Regions from separate parts of the Homo sapiens genome. Here region 1 is linked to region 2. A link is an interaction called in ENCODE POLR2A ChIA-PET data of the cell type or tissue named here. Cell type or tissue: MCF 10A. All regions are shown on one strand.

Evidence for each region. Peaks named below come from ENCODE experiments on the same cell type or tissue, not always from the same donor. Only the 100,000 strongest peaks of a DNase experiment are listed, where the experiment ranks them.
Region 1: POLR2A ChIA-PET joins it to region 2 with 7 read pairs; 3 of 35 experiments call an interaction of 5 or more read pairs at or near these places.

What each region holds. Positions count from the first base shown.
Region 1 is chr12:111,700,516-111,704,515 of GRCh38, reverse strand. It overlaps ACAD10 (acyl-CoA dehydrogenase family member 10), which reads right to left. Exons shown (of 21, transcript NM_025247.6): 3 at 2,206-2,354. Among named protein-coding and RNA genes, the nearest start is that of ACAD10, 16 kb to the right of the region's middle. In MCF 10A, no CTCF peak of the experiment used is centred here; no DNase peak of the experiment used is centred here.
Region 2 is chr12:111,778,866-111,782,865 of GRCh38, reverse strand. ALDH2 (aldehyde dehydrogenase 2 family member) reads right to left here. Exons shown (of 13, transcript NM_000690.4): 2 at 844-948. Among named protein-coding and RNA genes, the nearest start is that of ALDH2, 14 kb to the right of the region's middle. In MCF 10A, no CTCF peak of the experiment used is centred here; a DNase peak (open chromatin) is centred at 2,025.

The DNA.
Region 1 (4,000 bases), 78 kb after region 2:
TTAATATATTTACAAAGTTGTGCAACCATCACTGCCATCAATTTTAGGACATTTTCATTACTCTAAAGAGCAAACCAGCCAGGCGTGGTGGCTCACGCCTGTAATCCCAGCACTTTGGGAGGCCAAGGTGGGCGGATCACAAGGTCAAGAGATCGAGACCATCCTGGCCAACATGGTGAAACCCCGTCTCTACTAAAAATACAAAAATTGGCTGGAGCTGGTGGCACACGCCTGTAGTCCCAGCTACTCGGGAGGCTGAGGCAGGAGAATCGCTTGAACCCGGGAGGCAGAGGTTGCAGTGAGCCGAGATTGCTCCACTGCACTCCAGCCTGGGCAACAGAGTGAGACTGTGTCTCAAAAAAAAAATTAAAAAAAAAAAAAGTAAACCGTACCCATTAACAGTCACTCCTCATTTCCCCCAAAGTCTCCTTGTACTAGAAAACCACCAATCTACTTTCTATCTCTATGGGTTTGCCTATTCTGGACATTTCACACAGATGGAATCATACACCATGCAGTCTTTTTTGACTGGCTTCTTTCACTTTGCATAATGTTTTCAAAGTTTACTATTACATATACACATATATGTTTATATATATATATATATATAAATTGTGGAAAATATATGTAACACAAAATTTACCATTTTAACCTTTTTTTGTTTTTGTTTTTGAGATGGAGTCTCACTCTGTCACCCAGGCTGGAGTGCAGTGGTGTGATCTTGATCCTGGCTCACTGTAACCTCTGCCCCCCAGATTCAAGCAATTCTCCTGCCTCAGCCTCCCAAGTAGCTGGGATTACAGATGCCCACCACCACGCCTGGCTAAATTTTGTATTTTTAGTAGAGATGGGGTTTCACCATGTTGGCCGGGCTTGTCTTGAACTCCTGACCTCAGGTGATCCGCCCTCCTTGGCCTCCCAAAATGCTGGGATTACAGGTGTGAGCCACTGCACTCGACCATTTTTAAGTACACAGTGCAGTGGCATTAAGTACAGTCGTGTTGTCGTGCAACCATCACCATCATCACCATCTACCTACAGAACTTTTCTTACTATATTTTAAATTATATTTTAGTAGAGCTATTGTGGTTACATGAGTTATATAAAGAGCTTAGAACAGTGCACAGTACAGAAAAAATGTTCAATATTATTATTGCTTTAAAAAAGCTTTTTTATCAAAGCCATTATGTAGACAGCTCCTGTTTTAGTATCTATTAGAGGGGAGCTTTCAGGTTGCTGAATGCATGGAGGTGCTGGGAGGAGGGTGGCAGGCCTGGAAAGGGCACAGTGGCTCTAAAACCTTTGCCCCCAGGTATCTTGTCATCTGGCTGTTCATTCGTATCCTTCATAACATCCTTTATAATACACCAGAAAACATTAAAAAAATATATGCTGGAGGAACTTAGTAAAGAATTTTTTTTTTTTTTTTTTTGAGACAGAGTCTTGTTACGTTGCCCAAGCTGGAGTGCAGTGGCACGGTCATGGTTCACTGAAGTTTCAATCCCTAGGGCTCAAGCCTCAGCCTCCTGAATAGCTGGGACCACAGGTGTGCACCACCATGCCTGGCTAATTTTTTTGATTTTTAGTAGAGACAAGGTCTGGCTATGTTGCCTAAGCTGGTCTCAAACTCCAGAGTTCAAACACTTCTCCTGTCTCAGCCTCCCAAAGTGCTGAAGTTACAGGTGTTAGCCACCACGCCTGGCTAAGAATATTTTTAGTTATTCATATATGAATTGAACATTGAACACCTAGGGGTGAAAGAAATAACTTTATTATTATTTTTTTTGAGACAGTTTCGCTCTTGTTGCTCAAGTTGGAGTGCAATGGCATGATCTCAGCTCACTGCAACCTCCACCCCTGAGGTTCAAGCAATTCTCCTGCCTCAGCCTCCCAAATAGCTGGGATTACAGATGTGCGCCACCACAGCCAGCTAATTTTTTGTATTTTTAGTAGAAACGGGGTTTCACCATGTTAGCCAGGCTGGTCTCGAACTCCTGACCTCAGGTGATCCACCCCCTGGGCCTCCCAAAGTGCTGGGATTATAGGCATGAGCCACTGCGCCTGGCCTAAGAAATAACTTTAAAACATGTAATGGGTTATTAGGTTTCACTTTATTTTCAGTTTAACTAACTTATACATGAATGTTGCAACCACTACTCAAGGCAAAAAGAAAAATATGGAAATGTAGGTATGTTTACCACTCACCATTTCAGAGCAAAGTCTCCCAAATTCTCGTAAAAAACCCTCTGCTGTTATTTCTGCTCTCATAAATCTCATCCAGGGCCCATTTTCACCACCTTCCATCAAGGCCTTTAATATAGTTCCAGAAGGGATACGATTCTGTACCTCCCATTCTATAGGAAGCAAAATATGCAAAAGTGGAATACATTGATACATGCTGGGGTTTAGGGAGCTCAGGAAAATTACCATACCAGTTCCTACGGACTCGCTGTACTGCCAGGGTGGATGCTGTTGGAAATTTGCAGACATTCACAAAATGCAAAATCTCAACCTTAGACCCCCAGAGGAAGAGCAATGCTAATGTGTACAACAGAGAGCACACTGCTGTGAAGCATCAGATCCTCAGTGGTTGCTTGAGAGGACTCCGGGCACTGCATGATGAATTTTATTCCTTGATCTCATATTCACTGGACCATATGTTAGGTCACTTACCTGGACCTGGCAGAGACTATGGAAGCACATGAAGGAAGAAGCCAGATCCTGGTGGCCCCTAGAACATGCCCTTCCTTCTATAGGCTATAGTAATTCTTCACAGCATGGAGTGAGTACACTGAAATGTTCGCCTGAAATGCTGTCTTTGTGGATAAGGAAGCAAATTTCTTCTTTTTTTCAGAAAAAGCCTCACTCAGTCACCCAGGCTAGAGTGCAGTGGTACAATCTCAGCTCATTGCAACCTCCACCTCACAGGTACAACTGATTCTCGTGCCTCAGCCCCCCAGGTAGCTGAGATTATAGGCGTGCACCACCAAGCCTGGCTAATTTCTGTATTTTCAGTAGAGACAGGGTTTTGCCATGTTGGCCACGCTGATCTCAAACTCCTGACCTCAGGTGATCTGCCTGCCTGCCTCGGGCCTCCCAAGGTACTGTGTGTGATTACAGGTGTGAGCCACTGTGCCTGGCCAAGAAGGAAATTTCTGTCCACAAAGAGCTAAGGCAGTGGATGGATCAGCATCAGCATCTGTAGAATACTGGGAACATTTGTGCAAGGACTGTTTCTCCTCATCCACAGTTGCTTTTTCTGTCTATAATACAGATGCTGGGGGCAAATATATACATACAACATTCATAATTATATATCTAAGACAAAATACACTTTACATATAGCTTTTGTTTTGGAATTAAAACACCTTTGTTGTTTTTTTCTGATAAAGTAGTGTCTGTGCATTGAAAATTTTTCAGACAATATATTTCATAGAAAACTATGCAAAAGAAAGTAGGCTGGGTGCAGTAGCTCACACCTATAATCCCGGCACTTTGGGAGGCCAAAATGGGAGGATCGCTTGAGGCTAGGAGTCTGATACCAGCCTGGGCCACATGATTAAACCCTGTCTCTAGAAAAAATTTAAAAATTAGCTTGGCGTGATGGGTTGCACCTGTAATTCTAGCTACTCGGGAAACTGAGGTGGAAGGATCGCTTAAGCCCAGGAGTTTGAGGCTGCAATGAGCTATGATGGTGCCACCGCACTGCAGCCTAGGGACATAGAGCAAGACCCCATGTCTTAAAAAAAAAAAAAAAAAAAAAAAAAGAAGAGGAAGGAAGGAAGGAAGGAAAGTAAAAGGACAAGCAGTCCTATCTTCTTTCAGAAATAACTAATGTTAACAATCTGGTATATGTCCTTTGAAAATAACAAGACTTTTAAAACTCAATCCAAAAAATACTTTAATTTTAGAGCTAAAGCATATAGCATTTTTCACAGTCTCGGAGTTGGCAAGCATGTGAGGAAACCGGCACCATCATATGCTGTTGACGGGAGCGTAA
Region 2 (4,000 bases):
GTCGCCCAGGCTGGAGTATAGTGGCGCAATCTCGGCTCATTGCAACCTCCGCCTCCCGGGTTCAAGCAATTATCCTACCTCAGCCTCTTGAGTAGCTGGGATTACTCAAGAGATGCCACCACACCTGGCTAATTTCTGTATTTTTAGTAGAGACGGGGTTTCACCATGTTGGTCAGGCTGGTCTCAAACTCCTGACCTCATGATCTGCCCACCTTGGCCTCCCAAAGTGCTGGGATTACAGGCTTGAGCCACTGCGCCTGGCCTGTATTTTCTTAGTTTTAAATTACTTATTTGTTTCTTTGTTTACTTTAGAGATGGTATCTCACTATGTTTCCCCGGGCTGGTCTCAAATTCCTGGGTTCAAGTGATCCTCCCACCTCAGCCTCCCAAAGTGCTGGGATTACAGGCCTGCGCCACTGCGCCCGGCCAAAAACACAAAATATTTTTACTAAGAGTCTAATTTAAAAATTTTAAACAGAATATTATCAGTTTCGATTGGTTCCTACAGTCTGTACAATTCAAACCTCCACAGGAGCTAGATCTTAGGAGACCCAAATTCTACCCAGCAAGGTTTCCATCTCTGACCTTCAACTTCCAGGTCTGGAAAGGAGACACTGTATTAGATATTTGCCGAATTCACTTCTAAGTCTATAGTTCTACACTAAGTGAATTAACACCGTTGTCTGCAGACAAGTTTCTATTGATTAATTTACTCGGAATTTTTCACTGGTATCTGTTACTTGTGAAAGTAATACACATATATGGTAAAGCTTTCACCACACAAAAACGTATAAAATAGAAGACGAATCCATCCCTCCCCCAAGGTAAGTCACCAGTTCTCACCTTGTCCCCTTCAGCTACCTGACAGATGACCTCTCCAGTGGACGGATTGACGGTGGGGAATGTTTTCCTGCTGACGGCATCGTGCCATTCATTGTTTATGAAAATCTACAATGAGAAGGAAAGAAGTTCTCAGGACCAGCTGTCAACCTAATACTGACTACCAGTATTGTAAGGAAAAAAAAAAACAAGAAAAAGCAAATATGAATTAATTTCAGAGTGGTGTAGCCTACAAATGAAAAGCACAGGCCTTGCAGACAATCTAGGCCAGAATGCTCACTCTGCCAAGTGACCTTGGGTAAGTCACTTGACTTCTCAGTGCCTTGGTTTCTTTAAAAAATGAAGAGAATGTTCATACTTGTTCTAGTTATCCATTGCTGTGTAACAAAGCACCCTAAAACTTGGTGGCTTAAAATGATTTCTTATCTCCCACAGTAGAGTCCCCTGGTTGGGCTCATCTGGGCAGAGTTCCCTTGTGTGGCTACAGTGTGAGGACAGCTGGGGCCAATAGTCATCCACCTCTGAGGCTGGATGTGCAAGATGGCTTCTGCACTTACTCGTCTGGCACCACATGGCTGCTTGGGCTTCCTGACTGCATGGCTGGCTCAAGCTAGTCCGACTTCCCACATGGCAGCTGGCTTCCCCTGAGACAGTGTTCCTAGAGACCCAGGTGGAAGCTGAAAGGCTTCCTAAGATCTAGCTTCAGAAGTCACTTGGCCTCATTTCTGCCACCAAATTCTGTTGGTCAAAGTGAGTCACAGGCTCAGTCCAGAGTCCCAGGTTGAGGAGAGAGCCTCCCCTTCTCCCTAGAAGGAATGGCAAACAATTTGCAACCACCTTCATTCTATTCCACTCCCACACAAATTTGTTGTGAGAACTAAATTAGATTATTCTTTTTATTGTTTTTTTTCTTTTTTGAGACAGGGTCTCACTCCACTGCCCAGGCTGGAGTGCAGTGGCGTGATCATGGCTCCCTGTAGCCTCTTCCTCTTAAGCTCAAGTGATCCTCCTGCCTTAGCCTCCTGAGTAGCTGGGACCACAGGCACACGCCACTACGCCTGGCTAATTTTTGTATTTCTTGTAGAGATGAGGTCCCTCTATGTTCCCCAGGCTGGACTCAAGCGATACTCCCTCCTCAGCCACCCAAGGTCCTGGGATTGCAGGTGTGAGTCACCATGCCCAGCCCTAGATTATTACTTCACTCACTCAGCAAACACTTAATGAACACCTGCGATGGGCCAGGCACAGTTCTAGGGCTGAGGACACAGTACAGCCAAAAGCCAACAAAGACCATGCTCTCATGGTGCCCAGGAAATAAAGAGGCAATCAAACACAGAAGACCACCTCAGACTGTACAGATGAAGGCGAAGGGAAGAAGAGGATCCAGAGAAGGTGACTAAGGTGGGGGGTAGAGAACTCCAGCCGTGGTGGTAGGGGCAGGTCACCCTGAGGAGTGGACATTTGACCGAGTCCGGAATGATGAAAAGGAGGGGTCCACAGGAAGAGCCGGAGGACCAGCAGTCCAGGCTGTGGAATAGCAAGTGCAAAGGCCCCAGGGCAGGAATAAGTCTGGTAGATTTGAGAAAAAGCAAAGGTGGCCAGAGTTACTGGTGAACCAGAAAGGAAGTGATAAAAAACGGGGTCAGGGAGGAGGGCGGGTCCCAAGACGGTTCCGCCTCTAGAATGTAATTCAGACCAGGCCATCACCCAACCAAGCCACATCTGGGGGAAAGACTTCCTTCCTCATGAGGCCAATGTCAGAGAGCCAAAGCCCCTCCATTTGCTCAGAGGAAGGGTCCTTACTTATTACCTAAAGTCACCTATTAAAGTGCGAGGCTGCGTGCGGTGTTCATGCCTGTAATCCCAGCACTTTGGGAGGCTGGGGTGGGCGGATCACCTTAGGTCCAGAGTTTGAGACCAGTCTGGCCAACACGGTGAAACCCCATCTCTACTAAAAATACAAAAAATTAGCCAGGTGTGGTGGCAGGCGCCTGTAGTCCCAGCTACTCGGGAGGCTGAGGCAGGAGAATCGCTTGAACCCAGGAGGCAGAAGTTGCAGTGAGCCAAGATCACGCCATTGCACTCCAGCCTGGGCAACGAGAGTGAAACTCCGTCTCAAAAAATAAAAATAAATACATACATAAAGTGCCAGAGTTCGCCCTCTGCTTTCCAGGCACTGGGCGATGGTCTTGGGGAGTGCAGAGAAGACATCTCCCAGCAAGCTGTTCCCTTCGGGCTTGGTAAACCAGTGTCCTGGCAGGGTCCATGGTCACCTCACCAGTGCTGAGGCAAAGGCTACAGGTGACGTGAAGGCAAAGACATCTGCCTCTCTGCCTGCCTTCCTTGGGGGTCCCTTTGGCCCCAGCATCCCTGCATGTCCTGGCCCTGGCCTAGAACTCCAGTGAGACATCCATGGTCACTCTGGGCCAGAGTCTCGGACCATAAAGAATACCGAGCTGCCAAGCAAAGCCTGGAGTGAGGCTCACAACAGGGCTGGGGAGGGGTGGCCAGGCTCACTGGTCAAAAGCAGACATTTGGCCTGGCACAGTGGCTCACACCTGTAGTCCCAGCACTTTTGGAGGCCAAGGCATGAGAATTGCTTGAGCTCAGGAATTTGAGACCAACCTGAGTAACATAGTGAGACCTCCATCTCCACAAAAAATGAAAAATTAGCCAAGTGTGGTCGCATGCGCCTGTAATCCCAGCTACTTAGGAGGCTGAGATGGACGGATCACTTGCTTGAGTCTGGGAGGTTGAGGCTGCAGTGAGCCATGATCACACCACTGCCTCCAGCATGGGTGACAGAGCAAGACCCTCTCTCAAAAAAGAAAACACAAAAAGGAGCAGAGGTTCAAGACAAGAATCTGGGTGGCCAGGCACAGTGGCTCACGCCTGTAATCCTAACAATTTGGGAGGCCAAGGTGGGAGGATTGCTTGAGCTCAGGAGTTTGAAACCAACATGGGTAACATAGTGAGACCCTCTCTCCACAAAAAGTGAAAAATTAGCCAGGTGTGGTTGCGTGCCTATAGTCTCAGCTACTCAGGAGGCTGAGGTGGGAGGACCATTTGAGCCTGGGAGGTTGAGGCTGCAGTAAGCCGTGATTGCATCACTGCACTCCAGCCTGGGTGACAGAAAAAGACTCTTAAAAAAAAAAAAAGA